Regions from separate parts of the Homo sapiens genome. Here region 1 is linked to region 2. A link is an interaction called in ENCODE POLR2A ChIA-PET data of the cell type or tissue named here. Cell type or tissue: IMR-90. All regions are shown on one strand. Links, peaks and the distances in the headings refer to the core of each region. The heading gives the core; the rest is flanking DNA. Region 1 has its middle 140 kb from the start of RMI1. Region 2 holds the start of LOC101927575 (a long non-coding RNA gene).

Region 1 (5,388 bases), core at 114-5,113, 57 kb after region 2:
TGTGAGTTAGGGTCTTAACAAGCTCAAAAAGTTCCATTCTTGTTTTGCCACTTCCTTTTTATTCTCAGAAACTATACTCTTAACTTATGGGCTTCTTCTTTCATGAAATTTACAAACATTAGGTTCTCCTAATTCTTTTTTTTTTTTTTGAGAGAAGTTTCGCTCTTGTTGCCCAGGGTGGAGTGCAATGGTGCAATCTCAGCTCACTGCAACCTCTGCCTCCCGGGTTCAAGTGATTCTCCTGCCTTAGCCTCCCAAGTAGCTGGGATTACAGGTACCCACCACCACACCCAGTTAATTTTTGTATTTAGTAGAGACGGGGTTTCACCATGTTGGTCAGGCTGGCCTCAAACTCCTGACCTCAGGTGATCCACCCACTTCAGCCTACCAAAGTGCTGGGATTACAGGAGTGAGCCACTGCACCCGGCCAGGTTCTCCTAACTCTTAATCCAAATGCAGAATCTAGAAGCTCATATCCTTACTTGGGCATGGAAAGCAGGGCTTAAAGGTTTCTATAAAACATTTCAAACTCCAGGGTCCAGTGTCCTGAGAAGCCCCTTTCTTCAAGAATTTTTACTGACTTGACAATCTCCTGGGATCAGACTCTTAAAGGTTATCTGTGATTATCAGAGACCCTTACCACACTAGCTCTTGAAAAAGGGATTGAGGCAGTGTATGTATCAGCTCAGGCTGCCATAACAAAGTATCACAGATGACTTAAACAACATAAATTTATTTTCTCAAGGTTCTGGGGGCTGAAGTCCAAGATCAAGATGTTCGCAGGTTTGGTTTCTCCTGAGGCCGCTCTGCTTGCCTTGCAGATGTCTGTCTTCTCCCTGGGGCCTCAAATAGCCTTTCTTCTGTGGTATCTCTTCCCTTCTTATAAGAACACCAGTCCTGTTGGATTATGGCCACATTTTCGTGACCGCATTTAACCTTAATTATCTTTTTACAGGCCCTGTTTCCAAATACAGTCACATTGGGGGGTTAGGGTTTTAACACATACATTTTGGGGGATACAGTTTAATCCATAACAGGCAGAATACCAGACCGTTGGTAACCATTTCAGAGTAGCAGATTCTCTGCTGGTAAAAACATTTTTATCTGTAATAAATTGGTTAAATGCTTGGTTTTGGGAGCTAAGGTGTCCACATTCATGCCCTCGCTCTGCCGCTTACTAGCAGCCGTGAGATCTTGGGCAGGTTACTTATCTTCTTTCTGCCTCAACCTTTTGACCTGCAGAATGGGGATTATCAAAGATCTAGCTCATGGAGGTGTTGTGAGAATGAAATGAGTTAAAACACGTAAAGTGTTGATTACGGTTGGTAGCATGTAAGAAATGCTCAATGAATGTTAGCTGTTCTCGTTGTCAAGAAATGTTACTTTCGGTTATGGACTGAATTGTGTCCTTCAAAATTCATGTGTTGAAGCCCCAACCCCCAGACCATCAGAATGGAACCAGATTTGGAGATTAGGCCTTTAAAGAGGTAATTGAGTTAAAATGAGGCTGTTAGGGTGGGGACCTAATCCGATGTGACTGGTGTCCTCATAAGAAGAGGGAGAGACACCAGGGGCGTGCACGCACAGATGGACGCCCTTGTGAAGAGGCAGCAGGAGGGGCCATCTGCGAGCCAAGGGTAGAGACCTCAGAAGAACCCTGCCCTGCTGGCACCCTGATCTTGGACTTCCAGGCCCCCAAACATTGAGAATATAAATTTCTATTGTTTAAGCCACACAGTCTGTGGTATTTTGTTACGGCAGCCCTAGCAGAGTAATACACTCCCTGAAAAGAATGAGCCTAATGAGGTCCAAAGTATTCCCTTCTAATTAAAATTAGGTGGCTGCTCTTTCTGCCATGATGACAACATCCTGATTAGAAGTCACTTTGTCAAAAGGAACTACATTATGAACACCCAAAGAATGGTATGGTATGTTTTTAAAAGGGTACTTTCTCTTTTTGAGGATACTCTGTTGTATATCTATGCAGTTAGGAGAAGTGTGTTTTGATTACCTGCTTGGTAATCCTTCTAAAATGCGAATATAATTATTCTAATGCAAACCTTATCACATATTCTCAAGAAATTTCAGAACTAAAGCCAATTTTTTGTTTTAAGACAGATGGCTTAACATATTTTTGTGTATATGTGAAATATTCTTTATCTTTAAAAGAGTGCGTCTAGTTAGAGAAAGATGGATGGTAGGTAAAGGACCCATAACCTTGAAGTACACAGCTCCACAGTTGAGAGCTGCCTGGCTGGTCAGCAGGGACAGTGTAGCAGTGACCAGCACTCAAACTGCTCTTGGTTTCACAGCAGTGACCAAGTCAGGCTCATGTTCTTCAAGTGGTTTCATAACACTCCAGTGGAGGATTTATGTCTGTGAGTTTTCCCATTTCTTGGACATCCCAAAGACTGAACTTCTAACAGATAACTCCAAGTGGGAGGCATGTTTACACCACAGAAACCACTATTATTGGGAGGAGAAAATGTTGTTTTTGGCAATGTAACCAGGGAGACAGACCTACCCCTTCAGGGAATAAAACAAATCCTTTCTTTGTGATGCTCACTTTTTTTGTCCCGTTGAATGAGGAGTTGCAGACTGATATCTCACAGGCCAAATCTGGCTCACAGATGTTTTGTTTGACACAGTGGTATTTATGCAGGTTTTCAATTTGAGTATGTTTAAACAAAGCAAGAATTTTCTAATTTGGCACAGTTCCCATCACTCTGTTGTCTTACATACAGCACACTGGTTCCCATTCATTTATGTGACTTGACTGGATCCTGAATGCATTTAGCTTGCAACCTGGGTTAAATTGTTCCCTGGCCACAGTTAGAGACTTTTTGCTTCAACACAGAAAAAGTTTTTTTGTTTTTTGTTTTTAAAAGCTTTTGAGGTTTGTTCACTATATATAGATCATGGAATACTTTCATTTGCATTCAGTGCATTCTGATATTTGAGGGATTTGGAACACTTGTTACTAATACAAATTTTACTGTAGTCAGCAGGAATCAGATTTTCAAATCTACAATTTCTTCTTTTACCTGGAAAATGAATTTTCATATTATAGTTCACACATGGGTTATTCTTAACTAAGTCTTGACTGGTGCTATCCAAAATTGTAGCTGCTAGCCACACGTGGCTACTGAGCACTTGAAATGTGGCTAGTCTTAACTGAAATGTGTTGTGAGGGTAAAACACACAATGGATTTAAAACAGTACAAAAATAATGCAAGATATCTTATTAATACTTTCTTATATTGAAATAATATTTTTGAGATAGTAGGTTACATAACATATTGTATTAAAGTTAATTTCACCTGTTTCTTTTTACTTTTTAAAATGTATACTAGAAAATAAACCATTGCATAGGTGGCTTGCACTATATTTCTATTGAATGGGGCTGGACTAGAAGTTAACCAAAATGAATTTCTAACGACATTAAGTTTACTGAGTTCATGGCACCATATGTTGAGTTTATTTATAATCCTTCTATAAAATCAATAATGAATGATGGCTTCAGTTTCCTGAAAGAGGCCCCTCTCTAAGTGTGGTGTTAAAGATGAGTGCTAACGGGCAGGAAGTGTGCTGGGAATATATGCAGGCACTAGGTAAACAAAACAGTCCAGAGAGTTTGGGTTGGAAATTAGTTGTTGCTTTGACATGTGGCATGATTTATCCCTTTGCTACTCATATTTCTCTATCAGGCAGCTGCTAGGCTTCTTCTAATGTACTTGCCTGAGTATGCCTGCACACACACACACACACACACACACACACACACACACACCCCACACACAACTGTGGCTGGAAGCCTCTTTTAGGAGTTCTCTTTGCATCTAATGTGAAAATTCCTCTCCAGTGGGAAGTGACCTTGGTATTACTTAAAAACCCTAACTGTTAGAGATCATTCTTGGACTCTTTTTTTCTTGGTATAGAAATGAGAGAGAGGGAAGTTATGAAATTGATATTGAAGAATGTATGAGAAGGTAGGAAGCAGATGAGAGACTGGAAAGAGAGTGGAATCTTGGAGGGAGACAGGAGTTTGCATGTTAGTTCTGAACTCACCAACTGTGACTTAGGCAAATCTCACACCCTTTGTGGGTCAGCTTCGTTTATAAAAGGTGGTGCTACTGATAAGTACTTTACAAAGTTCACATACAGTTCAAAGGAGTGCTTTTTAAACTTTAAGATTCACAAACTAACATTTTTATTAGGGAATATAAGCTTTCATTTAATAATCATTATTATCAATAAACATTTGATTGCTAACTAGATGCAAATTACTACCCCTAGAGCAGTGCTCTGGTTTAGAACACTCAAAACCGAAAGCTTTACTCATTGCTGAATTCGGCCTTGTATCTCCTGTGACCTTCACTGTCACAGAGAAGGAAACTGTGTTACATATGTTTCATCTTACTCTACTGTTAACTCATACTTCACAGATTAGAAATGTAATTCTGAGATTGGTAAATTCAATTATGATCCTGTTTGTTGTGGCCAACAAATAGATTATTTAAAAATTGCTTTGCTGTCCTTTTAAATCAAGATAAGAACAATTAAATTAATTACTGATGGCTCTGGAATGGACATTTCTCAAGGAGCTGATTAATTTGGTTAGGGCTTCAAGTACTTTGGTTTGCTTCCCTCTATTCTTTTTCATAAATTCTTCTTTCTATTCTTTTTAAGTAAACAAGTTTTCACTCTTATGATACCCTGTGCCATGAAATTAACTTTTCATTATTTTAAAAATCACATTTTAAAAAAATTAAAGAAAAAACGCAGAATAGAAACTGTCCTTTGTGTTTATCGCTGTGGGTTGTTTTCTTCCTTTACCTTTTTTCTTTACCTTTTGTTTTAGTGGTCAGCTTTTTATTTGTTTCATATTTTTTTCTGAGCCAAAACATAAATCTTGGTGGATGGAAAGAAGATGAGTAAAAGAGAAAAGGCAGAAAATAAGCCCCGCTAAGAAAGAGAAAGGAAATAGAACCACCACCAATAAGGAGATTAAAAGGTAAAGTGAAAAATAGTGTGTTCAACTGATAAACATTCTCTTCTTACTAAACTCTAGCCAGAGTCCTCTGAATCCCCTTCTTGGCTAGGCCTCTATCTTGGCCTGTAAAAACTACAGACACTCAATACAAATGATGTCATCCAGCCCCCCACTCACATTAAAAGATTTAAGCAAGCATTAACTTAGTTTCTCACCAGTCAAGGCCACATCTCTAGGTGACTTTAGCTTCCCTTAAAGTGCCTGCTTGGGAGAGCTCAAGGCTACAAAAGAATTGACTGTTTGTTCCAGCTGACACCTGACCATAGGCCCTTGATCATCCTTTCTTAGAGCATTCACTAAAAAGGGCTTATTGTGAATCTTTCCTCTGTCCCTTG
Region 2 (5,388 bases), core at 163-5,162:
AAAATCTTAGGAAAGGTTGGGGCTGGCCTTGGAGGAATAGAGGGGAGGGAAGGAGACAGAACTGGGTCCTGGGAAAAAGGAGGCAGGCAGGCTCCATGCCAAGGGCTGGGATTAATCCTGGGCACCTAGCCTCTTCCTCTCTGAGTTCTCCTTCACCCTTTGCCAGTTTTCACCAGTGACTCTGATAGACTGGGGTGCAAATATAGAAATGACTAATGACATAAAAAAGTTGTTTGTCCATCGTATGTTCTCACTCATAAGTGGGAACTAAGCTATGAGGATGCAAAGGCATAAGAATGATACAATGGACTTTGGTGACTCAGGGGAAAGGGTGGAAAGGGAGTGAGGGATAAAAGACTACAAAGTGGGTTCAGTGTATACTGCTCTGGAGATAAGTGCACCAGAATCTCACAAATCACCAGCAAAGAACTTATGTAACCAAACATCACCCATTCCCCCCAAAACGTATGGAAATAAAACATTTTAAAAAAAGGAAAAGGTTTTAAGGTTTTTAAAATATGTGTAGGGAAAGATTATCTCAGATGTATTTTTAAAAAAACCAAGATATTTTATAGGGATTTAATAGATGTTTTCAAAATCAAAATAAAAGTTGTTTTTCCTCATTAGTAAGCCAGAAAGTTGGAATTAAAACTACAGTGATGTAAGTGCCTGAGTCTTAAGTAAGGGTCTTAATATTAGTCTTAAACAGAGGAGGGATAGGGTTAGAAACTTTCTAAATGAATGCTCCCTGACTGAACTCATTGTTTTAATGCAGCATATAATCCTCTGGATAAATCTCTGAATAAAATTTCAGATGAAAAGAACACTTAAATGGCCACATTATATCAACAGAAAGACAGGCATTTCAGGACTAAAAAAGAACATAACATATGGAATACTGAAAACCTGTACTGTAGCCCAGCGCCAGGCACCAGGTATGTCTTCAACAGATGTTAACTATGATTATGATTATTGTCACCCAATAACCATCTTTCCCATCTAGTATCTCATGGGAATTTCAGAGAATTCACGTGTATGGGAGTATAATGGAGATGGAGACTCTGTAGGGAATTGGGGTGCAGGGAAATTCATCTGTTTCACAATGCACACCCACATCAAGTGACTCTAATTCTCCTTTCAATAAGAGTTTTTGCTCTCAAAAACCCTCTTCTCTTCCAGACTGTCTCTCTCCTATGTAAGCCTAATGTTTTTCTCTCCTGCTTTATAGATTTTCCCTCATACCTCCTTCAAATTCTTTTCTGTGCCATGTAATGTGAAAGCCACAAAAATTGACCTCAGGTCATTACAGTCTACTAGAGGAGCTATAAACAACATTATTTAGAATAGAGAGGTTGACCACCGTGACATGCTAGAGGCATAAACGGTAGGGGTTCAGTGGAGAGGAGACATCATAAGACAAGTGGCATGGGCATTGGTCTTAAAGGATAAATTGGATTCTGTCTGAAAACAGTAGGAAATAATATTATTGGTGGAAGGAACAGTTTGAGCAAAGACACAAATGTGGCAAAAGCCAGGGTCTGATCTTCCCAGCTTGAATGCCAAACTAAGGGATCCAGGCTGTATTCTATAGGCCAACATTTTGAGCAGCTCATCTGAGCCATATTGGAGATATTAATCATAGACTGGTTGTCATGAATGGATGGGAAGAGGCAGGGGCAGGGTGCAGGAGGTCAGTAAAGAGGACATCCCCATTACTCTTCAACTCTCAGATAGTCAGATATAAATGTTAATTCTTGCCTTCTCAGAAATGTTTAAGGCATCTCCATTGTCCACAAAATAAAGAATAAACCCCTTAAAATGCCATTCAAGGCCTCCGTACTAGTCAGCTTGAGCTGCCATAATAAAATACCATAGACTTGGGGCTTAAACAACAGAAATTTATTTCCTCACAGTTATGGAGGCTAGAAGTTCAAGGTTCTGGCCAGTTCAGTTTCTGGTGAGGGCAGATGGCTTGCAAATGGCCACCTTCTTACTGTGTGCTTATGTGGCCTTTACTTGGTGGTGCTCATGGAGAGAGAGAGCAAGCTCTCTGGTGTTTCTTTCTATAAAGGCTAATCCTTTTGAATCAAGACTCCAGGGTCACACCCTATGACCTCATTTAACCTTAGTTCCATAGAGGCCCCATCTCCAAATAGAGCCAGACTGTGGGTTAGTGCTTTGACATACACATTTTTGTGAAACACAAACATTCAGTCCATGACAGCTTCCTAGGAAAACAGTAACTACCATCTGTGAAGTGCCTACTATAGTCTAGGCATTGTGTAAAGTTCTTTACCTACATTATTTCATTTAATCCCCTCAAGAACAGCATGAAGTAGGTATTTTGTTGTCTGCATTTTACAAATGAGTCTCAGGGAAGGTAAGTACTTTGTCTATAGCTGTACAGCCTTTAGGGGAGGAGGCAGACTTTTAAGGGGAATCCACCTTGAGGCAGGAGGAATCCACATTGAAGGGGAATTGGAAGCACTCCACTCCCCTGACTGACTGCTTCCGACTTCAGCTGTGGCTCTGTCCTCCCCACCCACTCTGGTCCCACTGTATAACTCAGCATTTTCTCCACGTGACATAATTCTTGAGGTCTTGTGTTTGCTCATGCTGTTTTCTCAGACTGTAATGCCTTTTTTTTCTTCTTTTTATTAATTGTTCAAGTTTCCCCTCAAGGGGCAATGCCTCTGTGAAACCTTCCTGTACATCTTTTTTGTTGTTGTTGAATCATATGTATGTGAAACCTTTCTAAATATTCCATGCTGTTTCATTTGGCCTTGCATTCTGGTTACCTGTCTAAATGTCTGTATTTCCTTGCCATACCACCAGATTATACATATTTTGAGATATTTTACATGTGTGTATTTTACACCATGCCCAGCACACAGTAGGTGCTTTAATAGACATTTACTGAGTGAAGGTCAAGGTGAGAGTTAGTGAAGCTATAAACTAGAGGAGTGGCAATGGAGATGCAAAGGAGAGGATGGATTGATAAGACCTGGTGACTTTGGATGTGGGGACTGAGGGAGAGGCCAAGATGACTTGAAAGTTTTTCAAGGTAAGAACATCAGTGTTACTATAGAAGCCAGGAGGTGTTGCTACTTGCGGGGAAAGACACCATTAATAGAGGCGGTAGTAGTAATAATAGCAGCTTCCACTAATTAAATACTTGAATCACTCAGCATGCCAAGTGCTTGTCATATATTGCTCACCTATTTCTCATAATAATCTTGTGAGGTGAGCATTATTCTCAATGCATAGATGATGAAATGGAGGCTCAGAGAGATTAAGCAAACTGCTCAAGGGGGCACAACTAGCAAGCATCAGAACTGAGATGCAAACTCAAGTCTGTCTGACTCCAAAGCTTGTGTCCTGAAGTATTATCCTCCTGAAAACTGCCGAGTGACTCTATTTCCTGTTCTCCAAGGGGCAGCAGGGGAGGTCTCGCCATTTGCCGACAACTCTTTGTGGTGTCTGGTGACTGATTGGTGGTCAGTGCCATGTTGGTTCTTCATGACACAGACAATCCCCTGCACACAGATGGGAAGTTCCCAGGGATGGGAGAGAACATGAGATGTCTCAGCCAGGCCCTGGATGTCTCCTTGCCTTCCCTCCTTCTCCTCTCGGGCTGTACAAGCTGTTCAGCAGAAGTTCTTAGAGCATCTAGTCTTGTTCCAAAGAGACATAGCCATGGCCAAAGAGAATCTGAGGAACGCTAGGAAAAGTCACCTCTTCTATGTATTTGGTGTAAACTGGGAAGAAAAGGTCCCAACATATCTCATCACAGTCAGCAGTAAACAAATATCTTTATCAATAGCAGCATCAACAGCTTGTATTATAAGTGGGTGTGAGGGATTCCACTTCTTGGAAGGTCAAGTGTGGGAGATATCCAGGACTCAGGTCACTGAAGTGGGCACATATCCCTAATAACGCAAGAGCCTGGTAATGGAAACAAAGATTTCAAATTTGTCAATGATAAAACTTTTCTTAGTTTTTCATCTTGGAGAAAAAGAGTAAGCTAACAGGAAGTACAAAACAGGAATACATATTGCAGAATTCTTTAGGTAATACTATACTAGGTTTGTGATTGTATTTTAAGACTGATTACATGAAAGAATATTAATTAGGCCTATGAGAAGTAGCAGTATAAGTGGTTTGACAGAAATGTGAGATGAATGTATAGCAGATTTCAGCAGATAATGGCAGAAGAGTTGGGGGATAGGTCTTTTCCAAAGACTAAATGGATTGACTTGTTTATTCCGGCAATGTAAAGGAAGGAGGAATGATTGTGACTTTCTTCCTGTGATATGAAAATTGAAATGGGTTGGGCGGGGCACAGTGGCTCACGCCTGTAATCCTAGCACTTTGGGAGGCCGAGGTGGGTGGATCACTTGGGGTCAGGAGTTTGAGACCAGCCTGGCCAATGTGGTGAAACCCCATCTCTACCAAAACGATAAAAAATTAGCTGGGTGTGGTGGTGGGCGTCTGTAATCCCAGCTACTTGGGAGGTTGAGGCAGGAGAATCGCTGGAACATGGGAGGCGGAGGTTGCAGTGAACCAAGATTGTGCCACTGCACTCCAGCCTGGGTGACAGAGTGAGACTCCATCTCAAAAAAAAAAAAAACAAAAAACAAAAAGAGTAATGGGTTTATATAGATACCTATGAGTAATAGATTTTCACCATGTCTACCTAGGTCAGCACACTAAATGCCCAGAAGGATGATGTGTGGGTGAAGAAGCAGAGCAACATAATATGGGAGGGGAACCCCTTCTTGGCAGATTTTAAAGAATAAAGTAAATGGAAGTCCTTGTTTCTTCAATTAGACAGTGAGTTTTCTTTTAGCTCTATTATTTTATAGAAGTTGTAGATGTTCTTAGTTTAACTTGTGTTAGTCCCATGTTCAGAAGTAGCTTTAACCTCTATTGCCTACTACGTGACTGAAGAATAATTTGGCATTTTTCCCTTTCAAAGTGAAGCATGAGCTTTCATAAAAATCTTCCCCCATTGTTGTTACAGCATTTTGGTATGCATTTATATTTCAGTAATTTTAATGTAGTATATTAATTTTGATTATAAATGTTTCCACACACATGCCTACTGGTGGTAATATTTTATGTTTACCTTCTCGTTTGTACATTTTATTTGGGAGTAATGCATTCTGATAACTCATTAGGATACATGGATGGAAAATTTTCATTTTAAAGTAGGATAGTTTTAAGCAACATTAACATTTAATTAGAGCTCTTCACTGCATTTTATTATGAGGTTATTCTGTAATTACTCAGCAGGTCCTGGTGTTTATTAATGCAGAAGTGACAGCACATAATACAACTAAATTATTGCCACATCTCTGGAAAAGACAATTGGAAAATGGGGAACAG

Evidence for each region. Peaks named below come from ENCODE experiments on the same cell type or tissue, not always from the same donor. Only the 100,000 strongest peaks of a DNase experiment are listed, where the experiment ranks them.
Region 1: POLR2A ChIA-PET joins it to region 2 with 12 read pairs; 2 of 35 experiments call an interaction of 5 or more read pairs at or near these places.

What each region holds. Positions count from the first base shown.
Region 1 is chr9:84,119,766-84,125,153 of GRCh38, forward strand. No RefSeq gene overlaps it. Among named protein-coding and RNA genes, the nearest start is that of RMI1, 140 kb to the left of the region's middle. In IMR-90, for the core only: no CTCF peak of the experiment used is centred there; a DNase peak (open chromatin) is centred at 2,516.
Region 2 is chr9:84,062,595-84,067,982 of GRCh38, forward strand. LOC101927575 (a long non-coding RNA gene) reads left to right here and starts at 849. Exons shown (of 9, transcript NR_110995.1): 1 at 849-935; 2 at 4,701-4,833. In IMR-90, for the core only: no CTCF peak of the experiment used is centred there; no DNase peak of the experiment used is centred there.